Linked DNA regions of Homo sapiens: region 1 is linked to region 2. A link is a loop called in an ENCODE intact Hi-C map of the cell type or tissue named here. Cell type or tissue: IMR-90. All regions are shown on one strand. Links, peaks and the distances in the headings refer to the core of each region. The heading gives the core; the rest is flanking DNA.

Region 1 (9,468 bases), core at 928-8,927, 150 kb before region 2:
GAGTGTGCAAGGGTCGTAGCCATTGCTGAGCCTAAAGACCAGGTTTGCCGGACTCAGGTTCGCCCCCATCTCCACGTGGGGCCGCAGTGTTGTCGCTGCACAGGGAGATCAGTGCTCACCTCCTGCTCCATGCCGCCATGCAGCCGTAGGAATTTTAATCGCATGGAGGCAGATGGCAACTGCCCTGATGCCGGCGCCCCTGAGCTGCTCAGCAGGGTCTGTAGGAAGAGGCTGTAGTGGAACTCCACCAGCTCGCAACTTGAGAAAAAGACAACCATCTTCTGGTCTTCCTCAAACTACATCGATACAAAGGGAGGAAAAACCGACATATTTTAAGATTAGGTGACGCCAAAACGAATATTTCTCTAAACTATACAGTCATGCTGACCCCCATTTGGAAATAAAGGTGACTATCTTTGAATTATTTAAAAAAACAAAAACAAAAACAGTGATACTCCACTCTACAAAGAATGCAGGAGAGGAAAACGACACAGCTATCATTTCAAACAGGTTTCCCTTATCTGACAAAAATAAACACACCTGGGAGCACAGCTGTGTGGGAGCTCCGTTCCCTTTATTCGCCCAGGGCTTGCCACATGCAACACTACCTGGCTGAGACCCTACATATGCAGAAAACCTTCACCCTTAAGCCCTTCCACTTACTATTTTCTCACATCTCAGAGTCAGCGCAGAAATCTAGTAAATAAATACACAAATGCCAAGACTCTTGGAGAAACATGAGCACAAGCCCCTACGTCTGCCTCACATCCAGCTGTTCCCGCCACCTGTGATGTTCCTAATATCAGTCCCAGGAAAGGTATCGAGAACATTTCAAGCTGAACATCATGGCTATCATTGACCTCTGAGTTTTTACCATAATCCTAAAACCTGACTGAAAGGATGTATATCAAAGTCTGCATCCGGAATGCAGACATAAGTTGGAAAACCTCTGATTTTTGGTGTCTCAACTCATTGCTCCCAATGGCTTAACACAAGAAAGCAGGCCTTTCTTCCCTGAATCAAGTCGGCTCTAGCCCACAGTCCCACCTTGCATTTCTGAAGGATGAAGGCCGCTAGGCAGACAAGCCTCAGTTTGCTGGGAACCACAGTCACATGCTGCTTGAGACTCTCTGGTATTGCAAAGCTGTCCAGCTTGTCGCCAGCTGGTGGAGGACAGACCTCCTGGACCGCTTTGTCCTTTGGGTTCAACTGGTCATGGCTCTTGTCCAGGACAGAAATACTGACTGGATCATGCAAACTGATATCAGCTAGCCGCGTTACACCTTGGATAAAAGTAAGAAGGGCAAAGCAGACAACAAACACACCATGAAACTGGTCACAAAAGCGTACCCCCATACAGCACCCACCCATGTATGTTAGGACTACGTATGTTACCCCATGGGTATCACCAAGTCCCAGCACTGATCCGCCCTAGTGCCAACGTGTGTGTTGCAGGGAGATCTACCAACGTATCTTTCCATAGCCATTCTATAAACACTCACCTATGGAACAGCGTCCAAAAGATAGCAACAGATACTGCGCCCACCCCCACCTCCCAAAAGGGTTCTTTGGTCAAGTAAGTTATGGCAAATCTTGGATTTCAAAGGTTTCACAAAAGCGTTTTTGCTATAAGCAGCCCTCTCAGGGCCTTTATTGTGTTAATGTGCCCTGAGAATATCCAAGGGAGGGATGTGGGGCATTTCTCAAACTTTCTTGACCACAGAATCCCTTCTTCGTGAATCATCCCTCAAAAATTAGAACATAGGGAACTGTGAGGGACCACATGCATGGCATCTGGTACATGCACATCATAATGTGGCCTAGTAAATCAAGGAAACCAGACAGAAAAACGTGAAAGCTGCACTGCTGGTCAATGACTCACTGTGTGGGGTGGATCTGGTAGAGTGATACAACTTTTCCAAGCCTTCGTGTTCCCAGTGATAAAAAAGAGAGCTAAGAATTTCCATCTCACATGGATGGAAGACAGAGAAGCGCTTCATTGATATATTTTTTAAGTTTAATAGCTCTATAGGAGGAAGAGTGATTACATTAAAAATGCACTCAGATAAGAGGTCATCATCTTCAGTGCAAGGGCCCTGCTCTCCATGGGTTGCAAGTGCACAAAAACCTCATGAAACCACCAAGCCAATAGCAGCCAGTCTTTTCTCGTCCTCATCCCTGCCCTTTCTCCCTTTCCCCATGCCCTGGGGAACATATCTGTCTTGGATGACTTGCAGAGGGAAGTTGGGAGTGTAGAACATAGAGTTTGAAAAGGCAGTCTTCTAAGGACAGCTCTCTCCCTGCCCCCACCTCCCTGAGGTTGAGAATCACTGCAGCAAACAACCCAGGTTAAATCTAGGTCCTTCCTCTTCATTAAGAACAAAGAAGGACCCATCACTTCTTTTCAACTCACCTTCTGTGAGTGTCGCTGATAGCAAGACATTCTGTCGTTTTTGGCATTCAGCATTTACAGCATTAAGTATCACTGTGATGTCCTTTTCAAAACCCAAATCCAAGATTCTGTGATTGTAAAAAAAAAAAGAAATTTTCAACTATATGAAGAGCAGATGTGGTCTAAGGGGCTACAGAAGTTGCAACAAGGAGAGGAGAAACAGCCCTTCTCTTCTACCTGTTATCATCCTGGGACGAGGCTCACCTGTCTGCTTCATCAAACACCAACCACCGCAGCCGACTAAAATGAATGTTCTTTGTGGATTTTATATGATCCACCAGGCGTCCAGGAGTTGAGATAAGGATATTTATTCCTTTGCGGAGTCTGTTTAAAATTATATATCATAAAAGAAAGTAAATCAAACAGGGCCACGCCAGTAGAAAACACAGGAAAAAGGCAAAATAGACAGACTCATTTCATGTACAGTGCAAACGTGCCATAGCCTGAAATCATGACAAAACATAAAAACTGGGTAGAAAGCTGTACTTGAGTCTTTCCCTGTACTGTGAAATGCAATTGTTAAGATCTGAAATTACATTAAAATCATAAAACTTTAACTTTGAAAGGGATCATAACTACATAATCCAATGCTCTTTATCTGACTCATAAATCCTCTCTAGAACCTTCCAAAGAGATTGTAGTCTAGCCTGTTCTCGAAGGTTTCTGTGCCAGAGAATCTAGTATCTGAGCAAGTGATTCCATGCCAATGTGCTCCAATTGCTAGGACACTTTTTTCTTATGCTAAGCCCTTTATGTAACTTCCATTCAACGGGGCTCAGCTTTGTCCCATGGGTTATATACAATAAATCTAATTTCTCATTCCCCAGACAACCATTTTCCTGTCAGTCCACCGTAATAAAAGCTTCCAATTTTTAGCACATTTTTTTTTTCTTTGTAGAGACGGGGGTCTCACTATGTTGCCTAGGCTGGTCTCAAACTCCTGGTCTTAAGTCATCCTCCTGCCTTGGCCTCCCTAAGTGCTAGGATTACAGGCATGAGCCACTGCACCCAGCCTAGCTGGATATATTTTCAAGCTTCCCTTGCAGTTAAGTATAGTCATGTTTGTTTTAGCAATGGGATAAAAGGTAAAGGGAACACGCCAATCACACAAGCACCTTCAGAGGGAGCAGGTATGAGCATCTCTGTACCCGCTGGCAAGAAATTAGATGCAATGGTTGGAGTGCCTGCAACTATCTAAGACTATGAGGTAATCTTAAAAATGGAATCCTCCCATAGTGGCACAAAAAGACAGAAAGAGCTTGGTCCCCGACACTGGAGCACCAGGCCAGCCTTGGACTGGCTCTGTCAGATTTCTTAAATGTGAAAGAAAAATAAAACTTGTATATTGTTTGTGCCACTGTTATTTGTTATTATTGTTGTTATTCACAGCTGAGTCTAATCCTAACCAATGCTTTGAGGTTTCAGGTTTCATATTTACTCCTCAGTTATAGACTACATGCATCATTATTGAGTACTGATTATTAAGCTATAATACAATAAAAATGTTTTCAAAAGAATGAAGACAATTTGAGATTTACTTGTTGCAACGATTTTCAACTGACACCCATTACAAATCCTAATAAAGGAACAAACATATTCGGTTGTAAAAAGCAAGTTACAAAGCATTATATAAGTGAATGATCTTGTTTTTGTAAAAGCAAACAACAAAACCCCAAACTCTTAATGTCCACAAAAATGAGTGGCATGCAGGTGGATGTATACTAAACCAGGGATGCTATAGAGCATTGGGTAGGTGGGAGTTAAGAAGTTGACAGCACTGTTACTAGCAACATCAGAAGGAAACCTGTTTGTAGGTTTAATATTTTAAAAAACAGCACCGTCTAGAGGTGACCGCTCCCCACTGACTCAATCTGTCCCTGTGCACCGGGACTAGGAAGCAGAGCCTGAGACAAAGCTCTCAGCAGGTTTAGAAGGACCCAGCCTTACTGAATAGGAAGGCAGGACACATTCAAGAAGGAAACAACAACCAACAAACCTCTTCCTACCTGGCCTTTTCTGATTTTCTCTTCTCTCCTCCCATTAACACTCCAGGCACAATCCAGGTGAAAGGCTACAGAAAGACAGCAGACCACAGTCAGTGCAAAGCCCCCTTTACTAACATCAGACATTGATTCCAAATTCCCTTTCCTTAAACAAGGCATGGGAGAAAACTGGTGCTTCTCATTGTATAAGGTGTTATTGTGCAGACACAATTCCTAGGCATTGCTACACCCATGTTCACTATCAGCAGTAACTTGAATTATAGGTATATAACTAGCTTCTACCACAGTGAGAGAGAAATGTGAGCTTCTTAAATCATTCAAGTAGCTTGCCTTTCTTTTCCCACAGAGCCTGAACTGAAAACACATGTCAGTAAGTCTACTGCCATTTTTGGGGTTAAGATAAAAACCCAAGCAACACCCTTCCCTACTCTCCACCCCTAATAAAAGAAAGGATGGATCAATTCATGATCCAATTTGGTGAGCTGGCTGGCTTTGATTCTGAAGCCTTCACTCTCCTTTCTTAAACAAATCCTACTTGCAGCTAAGTTGCTTTCTACTGGATCACCATCAGGCTGTACCTGTGAATTTCTGTATGTGGCTTGCTAGTGACTATGATGAACAAATTGCAGGACTTTATGCACCAGGAGTCACTGATAATTCAGCTAAGCTAGAAATTGGTAGGTTTAGATCAGTAAAAACCTATAAACTGCCTAGAGAGAGCAGAGATATCCAGGCAAAAGGAAATAATTCTTATCTCTTTGAAAATAAAGAATAGACTGTAGTATATTAAATCCTTCCTCAAAGTCAGCAAGCAAGATGAAATGGAACTCATGGTTTGCCTTACCTTAAGCAGTTTCTGGACAGTGTCAAAGCTTTGTAGAGCTAGCTGTAAAAATTTTAAAAGTTATAGATGATGAACAGGATCCCCCTTTTTTTTTTTTTAAAGACAATTTAATGTGATTAGGATCCAAACTTGGACCTCAAGTTAAGATTTAAGAAGAAAAAAAATCCTATACACAGAATCTAATATACCTTGTTCTTAGACTGGTTCTGCAACCTGTCAGTTTGGGCAAAGAGGGTAAAGACAACACTTCTATTTCTTGGACATACACAAAAATAGTGTTTTGTGCTCCCTCTGCTGGCTCAAATTCCCAGAGTGCCACACAGAGAAGTTCAAGTCTGTGGTGCACAAAAACGTAAGAGAATGAAACAAAGTAACCTGAATTTGACTCTCCTTAGAAAGAGAAAGAATATAATATGTACGCAGAGTAAACCACAATAGTGACGCAACAGGGTAGCCTCTGGGAACTTCGCTCTCAAGGAGCGATGACTGTATTCTACAACTGTGCCAGGATATCTGAAGCCTGGGAGATGGTCGCTCCTCAAGTTTATATCAATAAAACAAAAGCAAACCAACAGCTCCATTTGAGAACAAAGCAAGTGAAAATTAAAGTAGGCTACAACCATTAACAACCTTCAAAAATGCCTCATACAGAATCCCGTTCTTAAAGAACGTATATACAGTTTCCACATATTTAGTATTCATGAAGCATCCTCGAGAAGTAGCAAGTTTGCTGCTGTAAAAATTTTAATAGCTTCTGTGCCTGCTCCTTCATTGGACTGAGCTGAGATAGGGGACTGCAGGCTATATGAAAAGCTGACTTCAAATCATCTCTGTGATCAATTCTCTGTAAGGAAGTGATTAGCATTTGATATAGAAACCACATACCCTAATCTGAAGTTGCCTCTGTAGGCAAATAAAATAGATCAGATAGAAGAGATTTCCACCAAGAAAGAAAAAAATATTGAAAAGTTTAACTTTTAGGAACAAGTAACATTTTTGGTAGCAGTAGCTTCTTAAAAAAAATAAAGGTTCATTTTCAGAGCCAACTGCTTTTGGTTTTGAATAAAGTTGCTAAAAAATTGCATTTCTGTAGGTTTTTTTTTAGCAACTTAATTCAAAACCCAATTAAACAGACATTTAATAGTATCATTAGTTTCTAGACAATAGGAAAATACTTTTCCATACTTATGATTCTCAGAGACTACTTGAATTTTTCTCCTTGACAAGAACCAGAAGGATGGTTTCCAGGCAAATGGAACTGGTGTGCAGTGGCTTGTGCAGTAGGGAGAAACATGGTAAAACCACTTTTAAATTCAACGGGACATTAGTGAAAGCATGTGCTTAAAACTTGTCCCAAAAGGGAGCCTGCTTACCTCTCTCGTTGGCACGAGCACCAGGGCATAGGGGCCATCACTGCGCTGTTGACACACAGAAAAAAAATGCCATGAGCAGGATAAACAAAGGCAGACTCCAAACGGACAGGACACAGGGGTGGCCGGTTGTAGAACATCAGAAGCACTCTTAATGAAGAAAGGGACAAAATAAGGTTGCCCACTGATGTGGTCTGGCTGTGCCCCCACCCAAATTTCGACTTGCATTGTATCTCCCAGAATTCCCACATGTTGTAGGAGGAAGGGCAGGGGGGCAGGAGTGAGGTGGTAATTGAATCAGGGGGGCCGGTTATTCTCGTGATAATGAATAAGTCTCACGAGATCTGATGGGTTTATCAGGGGTTTCTGCTTTTGCGTCTTCCTCATTCTCTCTTGCTGCTGCCATGTAAGAAATGTCTTTCGTCCTCTGCCATGATTATGAGACCTCCCCCAGCCATGTGGAACTGTAAGTCAAATTAAACCTCTTTGTCTTCCCAGTCTCGGGTATGTTTTTATCAGCAGTGTAAAAATGGACTAACACACCCACTAACCCCATTATTCTAGAATACTGTTCTAGAGGTCCTGGCCCATACAATCAGACAAGAAATATGATGTATAAAATTAGAAAATAGGAAACAAAATTATTGTTAGCAGATGTTATTTTATCTTACAAAAAAAAAAACCATAAGAGAACTAATGTAAAATCTATTACAAACAAGATAATTTTGTCAAGCAGCTGAATGCAAAATTAACATATAAAAATCAATAGCCAGGTGCAGTGGCTCACGCCTGTAATCCCAGCACTTTGGGAGGCCAAGACAGGCGGATCACTTGAGGTCAGGAGTTTGAGACCAGCCTGGCCAACATGGTGAAACCCCGTCTCTACTAAAAATACAAAAATTAGCTGGGCATGGTGGCGGGCGCCTGTAATCCCAGCTCTTCGGGAGGCTGAGGCAGGAGAATCACTTGAACCCAGGAGGTGGAGGTTGCAGTGGGCTGAGATCGCACCATTGTGCTCCAGCCTGGGCAACAAGTGAAAAACTCAGTCTCAAAAAAAAAAAAAAAAAAAAAAAAAAAAAAAAAAAAAAAAATTTCAACAGCCTTCCAATATAAAAAGTTAATAGCAACAAAAAAGATAAAAGGAATATAAGCTTAGCAAAAAATATACAAAATCTATATGAAGAAAATTTAAAAACACCTCTGAGGGGCATAAAGTAAATTTTGAATAAATGGAAGGATACACCCTATTTCCAGATAAGAGGATGCAATAGTACATATAAGCTAATTCTCTCTAAATCACTCCATAAACGTAATGTGATGCTAATAAAAATGCCACAAATGTGTATATATAAAATAACATATATAACCAAACAACCTGATTTGAAAGTTCATATGGAAAAATAAATGTACAAAAATAACCAAGACATTTATGAAAAACATCAGATGTTAAAATAATTTAAAGCTACAGCAATTACAAATAATGATACTGGCACATGAATAGAGATTATAATAGCAAATAAAGTTGAGAATAGAATCAAATAGATAACAAAATTTAGAAAATAATATAAGGGCCATTTTATATCAGCAAGAAAAAGATGGTTTAATTCAAAAGTCCTGTGAGAAAAAAATAAAGTTAGGAAAACAAAGCTGGAATTGTCCTTTTAACAGATGACATAAAACTCAGAAACCTTAAAATAAAACACTGATACGTTTTATTACCTAAGAATTTTAAATTTCAGAATGGAAAAATAATACCTAAACAAAACCAAGAGTCAAATGATAACCTGGGGAGAAAATATGCCACACCTGAGAGAAAGAGCTAATTTCCTTAATTTATATATTTTAAAAAGCCCTGTAATTCAATCTTTAAAAAAAGACCAACTTGGCCAGGCACGGTGGCTCACGCCTGTAATCTCAGCACTTTGGGAGGCTGAGGTGGGTGGATTACTTGAGGTCAGGAGTTAGAGACCAGCCTGGCCAACATGGTGAAACCCTGTCTCTACAGAAATACAAAAAAAATTAGCCAGGCGTGGTGGTGCATGCCTGTAATCCCAGCTACTCAGGAGGCTGAGACAGGAGAATCTCTTGAACCCAGGAGGTGGAGGTTGCAGTGAGCCGAGATCGTGCCATCGCACTCCAGCCTGGGCGACAGAGCGAGACTTCATCTCAAACAAAACAAAACAAAACAAAACAAAATTCAAATAGAAAAATGAATAAAGGGCCGGATGTGGTGGCTCATGCCTGTAATCCCAGCACTATGGGAGGCCAAGGCGGGTGGATCACTTGAGGTCAGAAGTTCAAGTCCAGCTTGGCCAACATGGTGAAACCCCATCTCTACTAAAACTACAAAAATTAGGCGGGCGTGGTGGTAGGCATCTGTAATCCCAGCTGCTTGGGAGCCTGAGGCAGGAGAACTGCTTGAATCCGGGAGGTGGAGGTTTCAGTGAGCCGAGATTACGCCACTCCACTCCAACCAGGGCAACAGAGCGAGACTCTGTCTCAAAAAAAAAAAAAAAAAAAGAAGAAGAAGAAACATAAAGCAGCTGAGAGCATTGGAGGGCATGGGAAAACTGGACCTTCTACACCGCTGCTGGAGTGCACACTGGCATATTCCCTTTCAAGTTTAATGTTGGCATTATCTACTAAAATAAAAATGCACATTCCACTTACAGAAATTTCTCCTATAGACCATATGTGTGTGTAAAGAGGTTGTAGAATATTTTACAGACTGTAGAGTATTTAAGTGGCCTTGTTTGTAGCAAAATACTGAACATAATATAAATTCCACCAACCAATAAG
Region 2 (9,468 bases), core at 404-8,403:
AATTTAAAATGTACATGTCTTTTGACCCAGCAATCCTATTTCTAAGAACTTGAACCTAAGAGGGGAAAAAGATGTGTATACAAAGATGTCCATTTCAGTGTTGTTTACAATAGTGACAACTGGAAATGATCTAGAATGTCCATCAATAGAGGACAGATTAAATCAAAGAAGGTACATCTCTGCAATAGAATATTAGACAACCTTTTAAAAACAATCTCTATATTAACTTGCAAAGTTAATATAGACAGGTCGAGGCAGAAGTCTATGACAGAATGAGAAAAAAGCAGGTAAATAAACGGCTTGTATACATGGTCTAATTTAAACATATATTCATATGTGACTATATTAATATATACACATACATACATGCTACACACACACACACACACACACACACACACACACACACACACACACAGAGGGAGGGGGAAGGGTGGCCGCCACTTCACGCTCCATGAATCGGACTCAAGCCCTTGCTCATGGAGCCCAGGGTGGTGGAGGTGAGAGGGCACCCGGATGTAATGCAACACAAACCTGGCAGGAAAGCAGAGGTCACAGAAGTAGGAAGTGCTGGGGATGTCGGAGGCAGGGAGGGCCAAATTTCCAAAAGATTGAGGAAGAAAGGGAATGCTCACGCTGGTTCCCACTTTGAGCCAAAACCCAAACAAACCCCTCTCTGCAGGAATCAGGAAACACAGGCTCTGCAGCCAGCACTTCCTGGAAGGGCTCATCACAAGCGCACATCAGTAACAACTGATGTAGTATCCACTTAATACCTGCATTCCCACCCCAATGCCCACCCCATGAAAGCAGGGATCCCCCCAGTAGGGTCAGGCTCATTGCTATACCCCAGCACCTGGCACAGTACTGGGCCCACGGAAAGCATCTAATAAACACGAAGGAAGGAAGGAAGGGAGGGAGGGAAGGAAAAAAGGGAACCATTTCCAAAACCCAGGAAGTTCTTTAGTTCCTCAAGCGTTCATGGGCCAGAGAACTTAAGGACTTTTCTCACCAAGCACTGAATCAGGTCCTGCGGCAACAGAAAATAACCAAGGGAGACGCTTCCTCTCAGTCGTTCCATTCATCTCTACGTGATCACCCACTCGTGAATTAAATATGCAGCCAAAAGAATGAGCACTAGCACCTGGGGTTTGTTGGGAGGGGTCTCTGGGGTAGGGGAGGGTGGTTCTAGATGCAACAAGGGTGGCCACAAGCACGTGAGGTTCATTATACTAGCGATGGCTCCCACAGGTTCATTATTCTATTCTCTCTGCTTTTTAGATGTGTTTAACGTTTTCCACTAAAAATGTGATTTTTTTTTAAAGGAAACCATTTAATGCTTAAAACAGATTGAAATGGCCCCTGTGAGAGACCGTTCCTAAAGTGACAAAGGACACAATCTCCCCCGAAGGCCATGGGCGGCTCTCCCTTTTGGGGGACCTGCAGTTTGGGTGGCCTCCAGCCGTCCTGTAACTCCACCAGTTCCGGAAGCTCTGCCCAGAAGCCTGGCATCACGGGCACTTGCCCACATCTGCCTGTGTTAGCAGTCCTGCGAAAGCTCCTCGTTCGAGTCCTTTAACCTTTTATAAGGAACAGCAACACATTTTGGCTCACAGTTCCTCACTGGGGCTGCGTGGCTAAGGAACTGCACTGGTCCTCTCCCAGCGCACAGGGATCCTGGATCCTGGTAGGGCTCTCCCATCTGGGTCAAGACAAGCAACAGACCCCACTGGGTGCTGCTCTGAGGCTACCGACCTTTCCCAGTCAGCATCTCTCCTCAGTGGCAGCACGCAGGGTTGAGGAGTGAGGGGTGAACCCTGAAGACCCTGCCTTTAGTGTAAATTCCCCAAACCCACCCATGTCTCCTGTCCCAGCCTCTCTGAGGCTCGGTGTCTGTTTTGCTGTGGCTTGTTTGGATTTTCCTGCCAGCTATGGACTCACGTTTCCAGCCCCACATGGTCTGACTGGCCAGCTCAGCACAAAGCTGAGAACAAGCTGCTCCTTGGTTCACTGTGCTCTGCCAGAAGTTTCGAGTCCTCTTGATAATGCTGTCCATTTACCCTTTCTCCTCCTCTCAGACAGAGATTTTTCAGTGCGGTCTAAAGTCTTTCACCATTAAGTCAGATGCCTCAGGCTTGATTTCTGGGCTTGACAGTTAACATCTCACCCTTCATACAAAGCTACCGCCAAGGGTTACCTCTCTGGAGTGTTCTGTCAGCCCTAAATTTAGCCAACTGCAAGATATGAGTATCTCATTATTTCATAAGGCCACACCACATGGTTTCGTTTGTTTTTTTTTTTTTTTTTCTCAAGATCTTCCATAAAAGATGGCAGTCCTCAAGTTGACCTCCAGGTTATTAAAATCTCAATCCATTTATTCCCCGCGGGGCTGGGTGTGCTTGGCCCTTGGCATGGGGGTAGATGGGGATCCATGGTGGCAAGTGGGATGCTCCCAGGCCTCCACTCCCCACCGCGGGCCCGTGTCCCACCCTCCTGTCTCGAAGGGGAAGGAGTCCTGTCTAAAGGCCCAGGATCCCATTGGGCTCCCTCCCGCACAGCAGTTCCACGGCTCCGGACAGGAGTCCCGACACCCATGAGATGCAACTGGGCAGCACTGACTCCTCCCGGGCTGCAGGTCTGGCTTCAGTCACCCTCGGTCACATCCAGCTCCAGAGCTGATGGGTGTGAGTAGGGAAGGGCTCGGAGAGAGCACCCAGGCCAGCTTGCGGTTTTCCAGCAGGCACCAGAGGCCCCTCCTGCTGCGCCACGCCGCCGCCTGCTGTCCGCACCGCAGAGCCAGCCCTGCAGGGACCTTGGCTTTCTGCCCATCAGTTATTGTTGAGGGAGAAGATATGAGGGACACTAAGGTTTCTGGGGCTGGCATATAAAGATAGGACAAAAAGTGGAGAGAAGGAAATAGCTCCTTCAGCCAGTGGCTTAAAGATAAAAAACATGCTAAGGTTGATTGCTAGACTCACGACAAGCCATGTGAGCCTCCTTGGCACCCTAGGGCAAACAGGAAAGAGCTGAGTGCCTCCCCACACACCCTTGCACATGCCCTGCACACGTCACCCCTCCATGCACACTCATAAACGCCCCCACACACTACATACATGTCTACACACACGACACCTGACACACTACAACACACACAGGCACGCACACACACAGACATGTGCTCATGCACTCAGCTACAAACACACACACACACACACCACACACCCCCACACCCCTACACCCCACCACGTGCACAACACATACTGTATACCCACCTATCCACACATAGTACACGAAGCACACACCCTCATTACACAAACACATCTAGCAAACACACCTACATACCTACACCGCACCCACACTGCCTCTCCTCATCCCTCACATTCGCTTCAAACTGCCCGGTGTAACTTCTTTCCTTCTTCAAGCCCTCCTTGAAATTGATGTCAAGATGAGCATCAGTGTTCATGGGGGAGGCTGGCATTTGCTTCTCTTTCTCCTGTGGTCCCTGGGTCCCTGGGTCCCGCCCCTCCTGAAGGATCCCAATAGGACCCAGGAGGTCCAGGGAATCTTACAAAAGGAACAGGACTGTGGAGGAGGAAAAGGGGTTGCTTTTGGTTTTGTTTTTTAATTTCCATTTCACACAACCTGGTGCCTGAAAGAAGCGGGGCTCGCATCCCGCCAGGGGCTCTACTCTAGGCTGCTGGGAGGTTTGCCCAGGCCCTGACTTAATTCAAGGAAAGCCGAACGCCTCCCATCTCTGGAGGCCATCACTCTCGGGATGGCACTGATTCCCGGCAGCTGGGCCTGCAAGCCCGTCTCGCTGCCGTCACCAGAAATCCTGCGTGCCCTGAAGGCCCTGCAGCGCCCCAGTGCCAGGACCTGGCGCCAGGTGTTTCTGTTGGTGATGCCGTTTGTTTGTTATTTACTACCACCTGCTGGTGAAACATGGGTTCTGCATCCCCCAAGTGAACGCCGCCAGCAACGCACAGAACATTTCCAAACCCTGGAGAAGAGAATGAGGAGAAACTGGGATTGTTCCATCGGCCGCACCCTGCAATTCCTAAGGGAGGGTAAGGCCACTGGATCTAGCTTGCTCTTTGGTAAACTCAAGTCAATTGCCCCAGACAAACCCCCATCTGGCCGGGCCTTGGTTCCCCAAGTAGGAGATGAAACAGATGCCTTCCATGGTTTTCTTAGACGCCAACCTTTCTACTCTAATATCTCTACTGCTTAACAACGTTTAAAATTGCCTGGCAGACAATGGCGCCAGGAAATAACAATGTGTTAATACTGGATTTTCTTTCAAGACCAGAGAAGTCAGTACATCAGCCCTGGGTGCCCTGCAGACTAGGAGGCCATGTTGTGCCCCTCCTCCCTTGGAGAGGGCCACCCACTTTCTGTCACTCTCTTCTTTACCATGTCTACTCAGGCAAAAGGCAAAGACAAGACTGAGGTGCCCACACGGCATTGACACAGCTACCTGAGGGGCAGAGATGCCCAACAGTGAATATTTCAGTTTGTCCTTTTTTTTTTTTTTTTTTTTGAGACGGAGTAGTCTCGCTCTGTCGCCCAGGCTGGAGTGCAGTGGCGCGATTTCGGATCACTACAACCTCTACCTCCTGAGTTCAAGAGATTCTCCTGCCTCAGCCTCGTGAGTGACTGGGATTACAGAAGTGCGCCACCAGGCCCGGCTAATTTTTTTTGTATTTTTAGTAGAAATGGGGTTTCACCATGTTGGCTACGCTGGTCTTGAGTTCCTGACTTCAGGTGATCTGCCTGCCTCGGCCTCCCAAAGTGCTGGGATTATAGGCATGAGCCACCACGCCTGGCCAGTTTGTCCCTTTCAAATGAAGTTTTAGGTGACAAAAGAGACCATTCAAAAATAGACATTCTTCTATAAACAACTGGTACATCACTTAGCAAATTAGTAAAACTTCTCTATTGGAAATGCTCGGCTAGCCACACTGTGCAGAATGATTTGACAATTTTTATTTTAAAGTACATTTTTACATCTTTCAATGGAATATGAAAGTATCTGGGAAAATGAGCAGAGGTCGGCCAGTCTGCATGTGAACTGGATTATTTTAAAGAGTGATGTATTCACTAAGTGTACACTGCAGATCAAAGCATTTAAGGAACACGATTTTCCTTCCATTTTAATGAATTCAGGGCTTAGAACCAGTTTTTTCTCCCACATCTCAAGGGCAGCAAGGATGCCATAGCCCACGAAATCTGGGAGAAGAAAGTCAGCAGCAAACAGAACCATGAGCCCAGTTTTCTGGGAGGGAAAAGATATGATAGTATATTGACTCACCAAGCATGTATGCTACAGTGCATATGATGAGCCTGGCCCTGTTCTAAGCATGTCTTTGTTCTAATACAAATATTAATTCATGTAGTTTTCTCCCTATGAAAGAAGTAGTCACAGTATCCCATTTTACAGATTAGAAAACTAAGGCACAGGAAGAGGAAGTGACTTGCCCATGGCCATACAGCTCACAGGTAGTGGAGCTTGGATTTGCATCCAGCCAATCCAGCTCTGGGGCTGCTTGCTGCCACCTGACTTTTAGGAGGACGAGCACTGTGACGATGAGGACTAGAGGCCCAAACTCTGCCCTGCGCTCTGCATTCCACTTGCAGCCTGCCTTTGGGCGACTCATTTTACCTCCTAGCCAAGGCTTCCTCCTCTTCATGGGGACAAAATTGGGCTCCAAAGCCACGGAGGTATTGGTAGGCCCCTGTGTGGCACCCGATGTCGCCTGGGGATCCAGCTCCTGAGGGCTGCTTAGGCTGTGGCTGCCTCCCAGGCACGTGGTGCAGCCCATCCTGAACAAAACTAAAATGTTCACATCAAGCCTTCCCCGGTGTGGTGTGGGAGATTAAAGATGGCCACGCCTTCTTTGCTACTCCTCCCAGGGCAGGGGGCGGGAGGGGGGCGGTGTCTCAATCCCCTCCCTGGAACCTGGGCTGGCCCCAGTGACAAGCTCTGTGAACAGATTCAGACAGAAGTGTATCCTGGGGTGTCTGTGGTGAAGTCATGGGATGCCTGGCCGCTGGCCCCACCTTCCACCCCAACCACTGCCGCCCTTGAACTCTCTGGAGTGCTTGTGCCAGGAGCAGCCAGACACCAAGTAAGAAGGCAGGTGAAGCCAGCCCCACGGAGAGGCTGTGAGGAGGGAAGATGCCTGGCCAGCCCCAGCCATTCCAAGCGTGCCCTCCCAGGCACCGGGCATGGCGATGAAGAATCCGTCTTGGACACACTATCCCTGCAGATGCAACGTGGAGAAAAACCAAGGAATCAAGCTGACGCCAGAACTGAGATCCAGATGTAAATCCCCGGGTGAGCCAGCCCAGCTCTCTTAGGCAGTTCAAGGCATCCCACCTAAGCCCAAGTCAGCACAGAGCAGAGTCGAGACCTCCTTGCCATGTCCTGCCCCAAACCCTGACCCACTAAATCAGGAGCATAATAAACTCAGCGTCATTTTATGCCATTAAATTGGGGGGTAGCTTGTTAGGCTACAAGAGATACTTGGGGGACATACCCAAGACTGGGTAATTTATAAAGGAAAGAGGTTTAATGGACTCACAGTTCTGCAAGGCTGGGGAGGCCTTGGGAAACTTACAATCATGGCAGAAGGGGAAGCAAACACGTCCTTCTTCACATAGCGGCAGCCAGGAGAGGTGCAGAGCGAAGGGGCAGAGCGGGGGAAAGCCCTTTATAAAACCATCAGATCTTGTGAGAACTCACTATCACGAGAACAGCATGGAGGTAACCACCCCCAAGATTCAATTACCTCCCACCGGGTCCCTCCCATGACACGTGAGGATTATGGGAACTACAGTTCAAGATGAGATTTGGGTGGGGACACAGCCAAACCATATCACGGAGCATCAGAGTAATGCAAACTGGAGCTTTGTCAGTTCCCAGTTACCGCAGGGACTAGGTCCCCAAAGCTGGTAGCAGTCATGGGAAATAAATAAATATAAAAAATCCCCCATATATAAAATATATTCACACCCGACAGGACTTGCTGTGAGTACCATTACTACCACTAAGATGATGACGATGGCAACTCCATTCTTGATAATAATCATGGTGAGTAATCAGTGATTACAACCAGTGACCATAGTAAGTAATTAGTGAATTACAGACACAATTCCCTTTATATAGAGCAAGCCAACAAATGGGATCCTAGGAAAGCTCGCCTTACAGATGGGAAAACTGAAGGGAGCTCTGAGGGGGCGCATGGCTTGCCCAGGAGCACAGCTGGGAGGAAGCAGAGTCTGAATGGGAACCAAGTCTGTGTGATTCTGAGCCACGGCCCCTCCCATCTGGGAGTGACAGTCACTTGCCTCCCTTCTAGAAATCCTTCAGGCTGCATGCTGCCCCCTGTGACCTGTCTCCTCTTTGTTCCTTCAAGACTAATTCTCTGGGCCGGGCATGGTGGTTCACGCCTGTAATCCCAGCACTTTGGGAGGCCGAGGCTGGCGGATCACGAGGTCAAGAGATGGAGACCTGGCCAATATGGTGAAACCCCATCTCTACTAAAAATACAAAAATTAGCCGGGCGTGGTGGTGGGCGCCTGTAGTCCCAGTTACTCAGGAGGTTGAGGCAGGAGAATCGCTTGAACCCAGGAGGCGAAAGTTGTAGTGAGCCGAGATCGCGCCACTGCGATCCAGCCTGGGGACAGAGTGAGACTCCATCTCAAAAAAAAAAAAAAAAAAAAAAAGACTAATTCTCTGAAGCCACTGGGGCTGCCCATGGAGAGGGACCTCACCCGAATAGAAATGCAGGCAGCAGAGGGCAGCATCTGGGCCCTGGGATTGTCCACACCACAGGGACCCAGGTCAACTGCCACAGGCTTGCTCTTCCACTAAACTAGCTGAGCTCCTACCATGAGCCCTGCGGGAGCTGACTCCTCAGCCCTTGAAGCAGCCGGCCGAGCAGACAGCGTGAGCAGAAACAGGGGGATCCTGGGGTAGGGAGGTCCCAGATGAGGCCATCTCATCTCCCAGTAAAAACCAACCAAAGGCTGGGGGGAGGTCAGAGTCCTGCAATCAAGATCGTGGATGGGGTAAATCAGAGGTCTGCAGTGAGGGGTGAGGAGAAGGAGTTCCCCTTCCCCTGCCTCCCGCATCCCCTGGCTTCCACAGGCTCTTCCCAGGGAGGGGGGTGGGAGCAGGTACATCCCTCTGTATGTCAGGAAGTCTCTTCCCTCGCCTCTCCCCCTCCCGTGTCCCTCTGCTCCCATCTTGCTTCTTCTGTCGGGTGTGCCCTTGTCACCCAGAGCAGCAGCGACAGGTGTGAAGCTGCAGGGCGTGGTCCCCGCTTCCCTCCCTCTATGTCCGATGAGGCTGTGCCAAGTTCCCTTGCACAGGAAACCTCAGAGCCAGCTTCTGGTTGACAAACCCCAGCAAGTCCCACCTCCCTGATCATAAGTGTAGAGGCTGCAGAGGGTCACTGGGGCCACCTCTTCCTCACCCCTCATGTCCTGCCCCTGCCTCTGCAGGCCCCGCTCACAGCCCAATGAGAAAGAACCCGTGTCAGCTCCCGTCAGGCGAGGATGTTCCCAGAGGGAAAGAGGCTTCAAGCTGCACCTGCCGTTGGGGGGTCTGTGAGGGGCAGGAGCACAGCTCTAGCCATGCCAAGGGCTGCCCAGACAGCTACACTGAGAGACCTCCCGACTGGAGAAGAAGGCCCGGGGCCTCCAGGGTCAGGCCTGTCAGAGACAATTTCACAGCTGAGCGCACTGGCGGTTTGCTCTTCTCTGAAGCCGCTGGGGCTGCCCACGGAGAGGGAAACGCTTCTAGAAGCTCTGGTCAGAGCAAGGATGACTCTGTGCACTCCGGCTCTCCTTGGACTTCCCAGAAATGTCAGGGTTGGGTTGGGTTTCTTTTTTAATCTGGATGCCTGATACACAGCAACACTTGACATTCAGCCCAACAGGAAAATCTGGCTGTGCCCCTATGGTGGCTCCAGCCAGTGACAAGGAACAGCGCTAAGCAGGCCAGACCTACCCCCCTCCGGCAGCGCCCATTCTTCTTGGGGAGACAATGTTGTCGAATGGATGCATGAATGAATCTGGCATCACTTACTGCCTCAGTTTCCCCACTGGACTAGCCATTGAGCAAAGGCTTTTTGATCTTTTGGTGACGGGGCTGCCTCCTGGCAAAGCATCATTTTCATACCGGAGAAAGACAAGGCACACTTTCAAAATCAAAGTCTAGTGTAAAAAAAATCAAAGAGAAGGACCCTCGGGGGCACAAACCTGTTGATAAGCAAAGGTGCTCACCCGCTTCCTCTAACTGTGCTCATTCCTAGGCCCTCCAGCCCCCACAATGCAAACAACGCTTTTACCCTGCCACTCTGCTTGGCTATCTTGGCCACAGCTTTCTCTCTGGCTGAAAAAGACTCCTACCTAGTTTCCATGAGGAAATCTTTGTAGCAGTCCCAGCGGAAAAGTCAAAAG

Evidence for each region. Peaks named below come from ENCODE experiments on the same cell type or tissue, not always from the same donor. Only the 100,000 strongest peaks of a DNase experiment are listed, where the experiment ranks them.
Region 1: it touches region 2 in a loop (7-fold over the local background); 10 of 110 quality-filtered maps call a loop at or near these places.

Annotation. Positions count from the first base shown.
Region 1 is chr9:132,645,776-132,655,243 of GRCh38, forward strand. It overlaps DDX31 (DEAD-box helicase 31), which reads right to left. Exons shown (of 20, transcript NM_022779.9): 7 at 6,673-6,717; 8 at 5,300-5,341; 9 at 4,459-4,523; 10 at 2,657-2,776; 11 at 2,414-2,520; 12 at 1,048-1,283; 13 at 120-296. Among named protein-coding and RNA genes, the nearest start is that of DDX31, 19 kb to the right of the region's middle. In IMR-90, for the core only: a CTCF peak has its summit at 5,612 (motif pointing left); DNase peaks (open chromatin) are centred at 1,816 and 5,666; H3K27ac peaks cover 515 bases.
Region 2 is chr9:132,796,400-132,805,867 of GRCh38, forward strand. The region is part of intron 10 of AK8 (adenylate kinase 8); the gene reads right to left. Among named protein-coding and RNA genes, the nearest start is that of AK8, 77 kb to the right of the region's middle. In IMR-90, for the core only: CTCF peaks have their summits at 3,934 (motif pointing left) and 7,801 (motif pointing right); a DNase peak (open chromatin) is centred at 3,922; H3K27me3 peaks cover 4,014 bases.